Linked DNA regions of Homo sapiens: region 2 is linked to region 1. Evidence: chromatin loops called from intact Hi-C (ENCODE). Cell type or tissue: Caco-2. All regions are shown on one strand. Links, peaks and the distances in the headings refer to the core of each region. The heading gives the core; the rest is flanking DNA. Region 1 has its middle 220 kb from the start of PRDM9. Region 2 has its middle 140 kb from the start of PRDM9.

Region 1 (5,388 bases), core at 87-5,086:
CTCTGGGACATGTTTTGGTGGGAGAAAATGTATTTTGAAAATGGGAGAGAACTAAATTATCAGTGCTAGAAAATAGACTGAAGTAGTCGGAATTCTAAAATGGCCCTCACGTTACCTATTCCTTTGTACTTGTATAATACTCAGCCTTGATTGTGGGTGGGAATTGTTATATTTAGAAAGAGTTTTTAAAAACCCTCTAATAACTTGACATTGAGTTAATCAAAAGGGAAATTAACCTGGGTATACCTGACCTAACTATGTGAATCCCTAAAAGGGAACTTAGAAGTCAGGGAGACGCTACTGTTGGCCTTATGGTAGCGAATGGCCATGCCTTTAGAAGCTGAGCTCCTCAGTCCTGTAACCACAAGGAGCTCCCGAAGCTCTAGATAAAAAGCAGCCTGGACAATACCTTGTTTGTAGGACTCACAGAATTTGAGCAGAGGATCCAGCTAAGGTGTCCCTGGACTCCTGACCCACACAGGGACAATTAATATGTTCTTTAAAAAAAAAGAAAAGAAAAGAAAACGTGATGTTTGCAATAGTTTTGTACACTGCAATAGAAACCTATTAAAATTTAGAACTGAAAGAAAAGTAAGATTAAGAATTATTTATAGGAAGACAGGGAAAGAGAACTTTCTAGGCAAGGAAAATATCATGTACTTAATCTAACATGTAGGAAACAGAAAGATGATATATAAACTAAAATTATTTCAGTGTGACTGGGACAAAACTTATAAAGCCATGTTAGCAATATTGCCAATGTTTTGGACATTAGGCCAAAATATTTTTATTTACTAACACTTGTTTAATTTTTAAAATACCATCATCAAATGGGTTTTATGATAATCCTCATTTTAAACATGAAGAAATTGAGGTAGAGAGAAGTTTTATGTAATTTGCCCGAAGTCACACAGCTAATAATTGGTACAAGCAGGATTAAAATTCAGGGAGTCTATACCCAGAAAGCTATGAAGCTCTCACTATAGTTAAAGATTAATTTCCAGAGAAGAAACAGAAAGTTTCCAACAGTGATTCATTTTTTAAAAAATGATTTATCTTGTTACTCTTTATACCAGGATCTTATATAAGAAGCAGCTCCCAAAGTTGAAAAAAAAGGATAGAGTGAAAAATTTTACAGTTAGATAATTTAAATATTATAATTATTTCAGGTACTAGTAAAAAGGAAAGTGAAGCCTTCTGAGCAAAGTCAACAATTTATAAAAACAATGCATGCTTTCAGAAAGTGTAAAAGAATTAGAAGATGGGAGACGAAAGGAAAATAAGGAGACAGTAAATACACTTCCATGACTTGCTTAGGAGCCTTATGTTATTTTGCATTATGAAAATATTTTTAACTTAATACTCAATGAGGCTACATATCATTACTAACGCTTGAATAAAATACAGGTTTTCAGTTATAAATATGAGGTATACAGGGTCACAAGGATTTTTAAGAAGTTATTATGAGGCTGGGCACAGTGGCCCACGCCTGTAATCCCAACACTTTGGGAGGCCAAGGTCAGGCGTTCGAGACCAGCCTTGGCAACACAGTGAAACCCTGTCTCTAACTAAAAATACAAAAATTAGCCGGGCATTGTGGTGCTTGCATGTAATTCCAGCTACTTGGGAGGAGATCGAGGCAGGAGAATCACTTAAACCCGGGAGGCAGAGGCTGTGGTGAGCCGAGATTGTGCCGCTACACTCCAGCCTGGACGACAGAGCGAGACTCCATCTCAAAACAAAACAAAACCAAAAAACAAAAAATCCCCACCAAAAACAAACTAACAAACAAGCAAAAAACAAAAGAAGTTATTATGTAATTCTATGCCTTATAAGATAAATAAAAACAAATGAAAGCTTGTTGAAATCTTCTAAATGTTGATCAACCAGAATGTGTTTGTGAGTTACAGTGCAAACCAGAAAGTTTTAAAAACATGTTCACAATATTTTATAAATAATATATTCCAAGGTTTGGAAAATCAACAGATCATATTATTGTATACAGTACCGCATCTTAACTCACAACAATTCTGAATTCAGGTACAAAAGTTATTTTAAAAACAGTCCCAGTTATGGTTCACTTTAGGACACACGGACCTGCACTTCTCTTCCTGTGTTAAAGCCCCTGGGTAGAACTGCAATTCAAAACAGTGTAAACTGGCTGGGCTGGTGGTAAATATTTGTCTTCTTTCCTAAGTGTTGTCAGTCATGCAGTAGCTTGGCTTCTGATATGAGATATGCAAATAGGTTGGGACACGTCAACCGCTTAGAACATTTAGCATGCAGTAATCTTGTCACTAAAGTAAAAGCTATGACTGTTACTCAATGTCAGGCTTTTTTTATTTGGTCCATGATTGTTCAGTATTTAATTACATATCAACTTATCATTTCTCTCCCTCTCTCTCTCTCTCTGTCATTTGTTTCATATACACTGATCAATCATTGATTTTCTAATAGAAGTACTCTTTAAAAAAAAAAAAAAATCACATAGCGGCCGGGCGCAGTGGCTCACGCCTTTAATCCTAGCACTTTGGGAGGCCGAGGCGGGCGGATCACGAGGTCAGGAGATCGAGACCATCCTGGCTAACACGGTGAAACCCCGTCTCTACTAAAAATACAAAAAAATTAGCCGGGAGTAATGGCAGCTGTAGTCCCAGCTCCTCAGGAGGCTGAGGCAGGAGAATGGCGTGAACCCGGGAGGCGGAGCTTGCAGTGATCCGAGATCGCGCCGCCGCACTCCAGCCTGGGCGACAGAGGGAGACTCCGTCTCAAAAAAAAAAAAAAAAAAAAAAAAAAAAAAAATCACATCACATAGCTTTGTTGTTTTTACGCAAATTCTTTCTTCTGTCATTCACATAGTTAATGTATGCAACGTATTTGCGTATTACCATGCATTCTCATGGAATCATAGTTTTCTTTCAAGCTTTCAGAGCCTCCATACATTTATTCCTTATATAATGGCCACAACCTTTAGCTATACTTAGAGACTGGATGTTCCCTCAATGCCTTAATTATTTTCATTATGATTTTTTATTTGGCAGGAATGCCCTAGCCAATTGTCGAAAAGAACATGTTCTCATATTTTTATTTGAATGTCCCCAGTTGTGTAATTTCAGTAGCTTCAAAAACCTTTTGCTATTATTTGACAAATATTATTGATTATAAAGTTAGAGTCACAAAAATGGAAATATTCTATAACTCCTGCTCCTTATCAGAGAAGAGCAGGTCCAATATTACTTTCAATTCTTCCACAGCTTTTGTCTACGTGATTGCTTTTCCTCTTATTATAAGGATTCCTGTCAAACAGCAAATTATTGCATACACTTCTATAACTACAGCAGTGCAAATTTTAAAGTGAATTATTTCCAGTTGCACAACTGTGACTGTCATCATATAGGATATTCTAAAGATACCACATCAGTAGGTAGTTCTTTTCACATGATATCTGCAGTAAGGTGGAAAGAGACTCTCAAGCATTTGTAGGTTAGGTGAGGGGTCACTGCCTCCTTGGTGTTCTGCTACCCATGGCAGCCCATAGGCACATAGTTTCTTCAAAAATCACAAGTAATCAGGAATAAGTCAGGACCAAATTTCCACCTAAAAGTACTATCTGCAGCATGAAAATAATTAATATTTTGTATCTGTGACTTAGAACTCTATTGCACTATCTCTATGGAATACTAAATTATTTATGGCTTTTATAAGTGACATCAATTTTGATGTATATCACAGTAGGTGCTTGGTTTAAATATGCATTTAGACAACCACTGTGATTCACATGATGAAAAACAATATGCAAATTACAGTATCAGTATAACAAATCAAAATGTTCACCAAGATCAAATTCATTATTCAGTAAGAGTTTATTTTAATTTTGTAAGGAACTATAGTAAAATGTAATAATAATATCTTACTAATAGGGAGAGAACATAATTATGTAAAACTGGAATACATTCTAAAAGCAGAGCTCTATGTCTTCAGTGAAGTATAAGACTACCTTTGAATGTTAGTGTCCTCATCTGGAAATGGAATTTGTAATACCTACCTCTGAGAGTTCTTGTGAGGGTTGAATGAGTTAATATGTATAATTTCATCAGTTACTGCTTAACTCACGGTAGAGTCCCATGAGTTTATGGAGTACATGGGTTTTACATTTCAATAACTCTTATTTGCTTTCCTTTTATATTGCGTTATGGACTTGCATCACTACAGTGAATACTCACAAAGTGGTCTATGAACATTAGCTTCAATCAGAAGCTTGTTAGAAATTCAGAATTTGGGGTATAACCCCAGACTTACTGTTTCAGGATTTGAATATTGATAATAAGTCAGGTGATTCTTATACAGATTGAAGTTTGTGAAGCGCTGATATATGTACTATTTCCGATTATTTTTACTAAACTTTTTATAAGATCTATAAATCTAGATCTTACAGCTAGATCTAAATCATTCCATTATTAATATGTATTAGTTGACTTTGGCTTCCTGATAAATCTTTTTTATTTGAATCATTTAAGAAATAAAATTTTAAACAAAATTTATTTCAAAATGAAGTGAATTACTGTGCAAAAATATAGAATACAATATAAAAAAGAAAATGAAGGCAAAGAAGAGGGAGGAAGAAATGGAGAGAAGGGGGATCAAATGGCATTCGAAGGTTTATCAATTGTTCTTAAAGGTTCATCAATTGCTGAAATATCTGTCAAAGCTAAATAGCATCTTTTATTTCTTAGCAATTTGATTTGTATTTGCAGCCTACATTTTGACCAGATGCGAAGGAAAAAGTGCAGTGAATGAGTTCAATCTTTGATTGATGTTCACTGCAAGAGTAGAGCTGTAGAGGCTATTACAAAGCACTATCCAGCACTTTGTAGCTTAAAAAAATGAAACAAGAGGCCGGGTGTAGTGGCTCACTCCTGTAATCCCAGCACTTTGGGAGGCATGGCAGACAGATCACGAGGTCAGGAGTTTGAGACTAGCCTGGCCAACATGGTGAAACTCGTCTCTACTAAAAATGCAAAAAATTAGCTGAGCGTGGTGGTAGGTGCCTGTAACCCCAGCTACTCAGGAGGCTGAGGCAGAAGAATCACTTGAACCCAGGTGGCAAAGGTTGCAGTGAGCTGAGATCATGCCATTGCACTTCAGCCTGGGCAACAAAGCAAGACTCCATCTTGAAAAAAAAAAAAAGAAACAAGAAAATATGAATTATTACAGACTTTCATAGAGCAAAGTGCACTAGAGTACAACGTAAGAAAACCATGTTTCAATGACTTTCACTCTACAGAAAGAGATTTAGACTGTGATGTATATGAAATAAAATGTCTTTAGATATACTCACCTCACAAAGTCAGCCATACATTGCCATGAGAAGAGGTCAAGAGAGGGATC
Region 2 (5,388 bases), core at 199-5,198, 79 kb after region 1:
CAAGAGATTGCTGCATTGTAATCTTTTCATACCTTTAGTTGTTTATTGGGTCCACTTCTTCCTAGGAGCAGAAACTAAGATTTAGTTTATTTGTTGGGATCAATACACACTGGCAAGTGAGTGTGGCAGTAGTACAGGGAAGGTAATGCAAGCCAAGAGGATATATTGGACAGCTGGCTACCTTGAACTAATCCTGCAAGACCATGCTGGGACATGACAGAGAACACATGCCTTTGATATATCATGGCCAAGAGGAATGGGAATCAAAATATTAATAATCCCATACTTGTCAGGCATTGCTGAAGGGATATTCTCTGCAGGGACATAATTTTCTAGTCACTTCTGGCTCACCTGTAAGAGAGCACACAATGTAGGTTTCAGCTAGTCGGGGATATCCCACATGCTAAGATATGGTACTGACTATTAGAAATGTGATCAGAAATCCTACAAAGGTGATCTTAACTAGCTTAGGCTGCCATAAGAAAACGCAAAGACTCAGTGGCTTAAACAGAAGACATTTATTTCTCATAGTTCCAGAGGCTGGAAAATCCAAAGTCAAGGTATGACAGATTCAGTTCTTAGTCAAAGCTCTCTTCTTGGCTTGCAGATGGCTTCCTTCTCTCTCTAATCATAGCAAAGAGCAAAAGCTCCAGTATTTTCTCATAAGGAAATAAATCCCATAATGGAGCCTCCACCATCATGACATCATCTAAAACTAATTACATCCCAAGAGGCCCACCTCTCAACACTATCAAGAGTCAAGACTTCAACACGTGAATTCTGGGGGGCGGTTACAAACAATTCATAATGAGAGTCCAAACAATTATAGATTTAGTACTAACAAGTCTACCTCCAAATACGTAATTCTTATAAACATCTTATGACATCGATAGTATTATTATTCTCACTATAGAAATGAAAACAGAGAGACCTGGAAATTTTAGTAATGTTCTCAAGATCACACAGCCTAGAAAGACAAAATAGCCCTGCTTAGTTCTCTGTTTCAAGTCGGTGATTTTAACTTCGTTTTTAGTCTTCAAAGATGTGAGTTTTTCTTGATTTTATATTTGTTTAGTAATAAAGGCTAATGTGTTAACAGTAATAATATAAAATAATGTTTCTTTTTTTACCAAAGATTTTATCTTTTGAACCACAGGTAGAAACTGTGCCTATATGAATGTGGAGTAAATCTAAATTTACTAATTAGGTAAATTACTTATATAGTAATATCACACAGCAGGATTTAGAAATGTCAGTTGTGGGTTTTCTAGGCTACTCAGAGCATTCAGCACAACCCACAGCAAGGCATTATGTTCAAATGATGTATAATTCCCTGATGTTATTTTAGACAGCTTGTATATAAATGAGTACAGAAGAAAGGAGTGGAGTTGGCGTGGGAATATAAGAAAACATGTGTTGAGGGGCAAAGCAGGATAACCAAATAGAAGGCTCCAAAAATCATTGCCCCTGCAAGGACATTAATTTAACAATTATCTACACACAAAAAACACCTTCATAAGAACCAAAAATCAGGTGAGCAGTTACAGTATCTGGTTGTAACTTCCCACCACATAAGAGGCAATAAGAGGGAAGGAAAGACTGTCTTTAATTGCTGATGTTACCACTCACCCATTCCCTGGCAGTGACTCATGGCACAGAGTCTGTGCACTTGGTAGAGCACCAGTCAGAGTCATGAGAACCCCCTTCCAGGACCTAGGGCCCAAACAACCTTTCCAGACACACCGTGGGCTAAAAGGGAAACTACTACCCAACACTGGACAATTTACAAAAGACAGAAGTTTAATTGGACTTACAGTTGCACCTGGCTGGGGAAGCCTCACAATCATGGCTTAAGGCAAGGAAGAGAAAGTCACGTCTTACATGGTTGGGAAGAGTCAAAGAGACAGAACGAGAGCCAAATGAAATGGGTTTCCCCTTTTCAAACCATCAGATCTCATGAGACGTATTCACTACCATGAGAGTATGGGAGAAACTGCCCCCATGATTCAATTATCTCCCACTGGGTCTCTCCCACAACACATGGGAATTATGGGAATACAATTCAAGATGAGATCTGGGTTGGGATATAGAGCCAAACCATCATTCCACCCCTGACCTCTGCCAAAACTTATGTCTTCACATTTCAAAACCAGTCCCCCAAAGTCTTAACTCATTTCAGCATTAACTCAAAAGTCCATAGTCCAATGTCTTATCTGAGACAAGTCCCTTCCACCTATGAGCCTGTAAAATCACAAGCAACTTAATTACTTCTTAGATACAATGGAGGTACAGGTACTGGGTAAATATAGCCATTTCAAATGGAAGAAATTGGCCAAAACAAAGAGGCTATAGGCCCCAGGCAAGTCCAAAATCCAGCAGGGCAGTCAAATATTTAAGCTCTGAAATGATCTCTGTTGACTCCATGTCTCACATCTGGGTCATGCTGATGCAAGAAGTGGGTTCTCTGGTCTTGGACGGCTCTGCCCCTGTGGCTCTGCAGGGTGTAGCCTCCCTCCCAGCTGCTTTCATGTGCTGGTGTTGAATGTCTGGCTTTTCCAGGCTCATGGTGCAAGCTGTCAGTGGATCTACCATTCTGGGGTCTGGAGAATACTGGCCCTCTTCTCACAGTTCCACTAGTTGTTGCCCAAGTAGAGACTCTGTGTGAGGGCTGTGACCCCACATTTCCCTTCCATAATGCCCTAGCAGAGGTTCTCTATGAGAGCCCTGCCCCTGTAGCAAACTTCTGCTTGGATATCCAGGTGTTTCCATACATCCTCTGAAATCTAGGCAGAGATTTCCTAACCTCAATTCTTGACTTCTGTGCCCCAACAGGCTCAAAACCACGTGGAAACTTCCAAGCCTTGGGGCTTGTACCCTCTGAAGCCACAGCCTGAACTGTACCTTGCCCCCTTTTAGTCAAGGGGTGGAGCAACTGGGAGGCAGGGCACCAAGTCCCTAGGCTACATGCAGCACGGGGAACTTGGGCCTGGCCCACGAAACCATTTTTTCCTACTAGGCCTGTAGGAAACGTAATGGGAGGGGCTGCTGCAAAGACCTCTGACATGCCCTGTAGACATTTACCCCTTGTCTTTGGGATTAACATTTGGCTCATCATTACTTATGCAAATTTCTGCAGCTGGCTTGGCTTGAGTTTGTCCTCAAAAAAAAAAAAAAAAAAAAAAAAGAGATTTTCTTTTCTATCACATTGTCAGGCTGCAAATTTTCCAAACTTTTATACTCTGCTTCCCTTATAAAATTGAATGCCTTTAACAGCTCCCAAGTCACCTCTTGAATGCTTTGCTGCTGAGAAATTTCTTCTGTCAGATACCCTAAATCATCTCTCTCAAGTTCAAAGTTCCACAAATCTCCAGGGCAGGGGCAAAATGCTGCCAGTATCTTTGCTAAAACATAATGAGAGTCACCTTTTCTTCCAGTTCCCAACAAGTTTCTCATCTCCATCTGAGCCCACTTTACCCTGGACCTTATTATCCATATTGCCATCAGCATTTTGGGCAAAAGCCATTCAACAAGTCTCTAGGAAGTTCCAAACTTTCCCACGTTTTTCTGTCTTCTGAGCCCACAAACTGTTCCAGCCTCTGCTTGTTACCCAGTTCCAAAGTCACTTCTATATTTTCAGTTATATTTTCAGCAATGCCCTACTCTACTGGTACCAATTTACTGTGTTAGTCCATGTTCATGTTGCTGATAAAGACATACCTTATGAATCTGAGTACTCCTGTATTGGGTACATATATATTTAGGATAGTTAGCTCTTCTTGTTGAATTGATACCTTTACCACTATGTAATGGCCTTATTTGTCTCTTTTAATCTTTGTTGGTTTAAAGTCCATTTTATTAGAGACTAGGATTGCAACCCCTGCTTTTTTTTTTTTTTTCTATCCATTTGCTTGGTAGATCTTTCTCCATCCCTTTATTTTGAGCCTATGTGTGTCTCTGCACATGAGATTGGTCTCCTGAACACAGCACACTGATGGGTCTTGATTCTTTATCCAATTTGCCAGTCTGTGTCTTTTATATGGGGCATTTAGCCCATTTACATTTAAGGTTAATATTGTTACACATGAATTTGATCATGTCATTATGATGTTAGCTGGTTATTTTGCCCATTAAATCGATGCAGTTTCTTCATAGCCTTGATGGTCTTTACAATTTGGCATGTTATTGCAGTGGCTGGTACTGGTTGATTCTTTCCATGTTTAGTGCTTCCTTCAGGAGCTCTTGTAAGGCAGGCCTGGTGGTGACAAAATCCTTAACATTTGCTTGTCTGTAAAGGATTTTATTTCTCCTTCACTTATGAAGCTTGGTTTGGCTGGATATGAAATTCTGGGCTGAAAATTATTTTCTTTAAGAATGTTGAAGATTGGCCCCCACTCTCTTCTGGCTTGTAGAGTTTCTGCTGAGAGATCCACTGTTAGTCTGATTGGCTTCCCTTTGTAGGCAACCCAACCTTTCTCTCTGGCTGCCTTAACATTTTTCCCTTCATTTCAACCTTGGTGCATCTGACAATTATGTGTCTTGGGGTTGCTCTCCTTGAGGAGTATCTTTGTGGCATTCTCTGTATTTCCTGAATTTGAATGTTGGCCTGCCTTGCTATGTTGGGGAAGTTCTCCTGGATAATATCCTGAAGAGTATTTTTCAACTTAGTTCCATTCAAGATCGGGAGAAATTATACCAGATTTTTAGAATACTAAAAAGTGAAAAAGGTAAAAAAAAAAAAAAAAAAAATTAAAAGAGACAAAGAAGGCCATTGCATAATGGTAAAAGGATCAATGCAACAAGAAGAGCTGACTATCCTAAATATATATGCACCCAATACAGGAGCACCCAGATTCATAAAGCAAGTTCTTAGAGACCTACAAAGAGACTTAGACTCCCACACAATAATAATGGGAGACTTTAACACCCCACTGTCAATATTAGACAGATCAATGAGACAGACGGTTAACAAGGATATCCATGACTTGAACTCAGCTCTGCACTGAGCAGACCTAATAGACATTTACAGAACTCTCCACCCCAAATCAACAGAATATACATTCTTCTCAGCACTACCTCACACTTATGCTAAAATTGACCACAAAATTGGAAGTAAAACACTCCTCAGCATATGTAAAAGAACAGAAATCAACAGAATATACATTCTTCTCAGTGCCACATTGCACTTATTCTAACATTGACCACATAATTGGAAGTGAAGCACTCCTCAACAAATGGAAGAGAACAGAAATCACAACAAACTATCTCTCAGACCACAGTGCAATCAAATTAGAATTCAGGATTAAGAAACTCACTTAAAACCACACTACTACATGGAAACTGAGCAACCTGCTCCTGAATGACTACTGGGCAAATAAAGAAACTAAGGCA

Evidence for each region. Hi-C counts contacts between places; a loop is a spot of excess contacts. Peaks named below come from ENCODE experiments on the same cell type or tissue, not always from the same donor. Only the 100,000 strongest peaks of a DNase experiment are listed, where the experiment ranks them.
Region 2: it touches region 1 in a loop (2.6-fold over the local background); 1 of 110 quality-filtered maps calls a loop at or near these places.

The regions. Positions count from the first base shown.
Region 1 is chr5:23,724,281-23,729,668 of GRCh38, reverse strand. No RefSeq gene overlaps it. Among named protein-coding and RNA genes, the nearest start is that of PRDM9, 220 kb to the right of the region's middle. In Caco-2, for the core only: no CTCF peak of the experiment used is centred there; no DNase peak of the experiment used is centred there.
Region 2 is chr5:23,645,117-23,650,504 of GRCh38, reverse strand. No RefSeq gene overlaps it. Among named protein-coding and RNA genes, the nearest start is that of PRDM9, 140 kb to the right of the region's middle. In Caco-2, for the core only: no CTCF peak of the experiment used is centred there; a DNase peak (open chromatin) is centred at 2,454.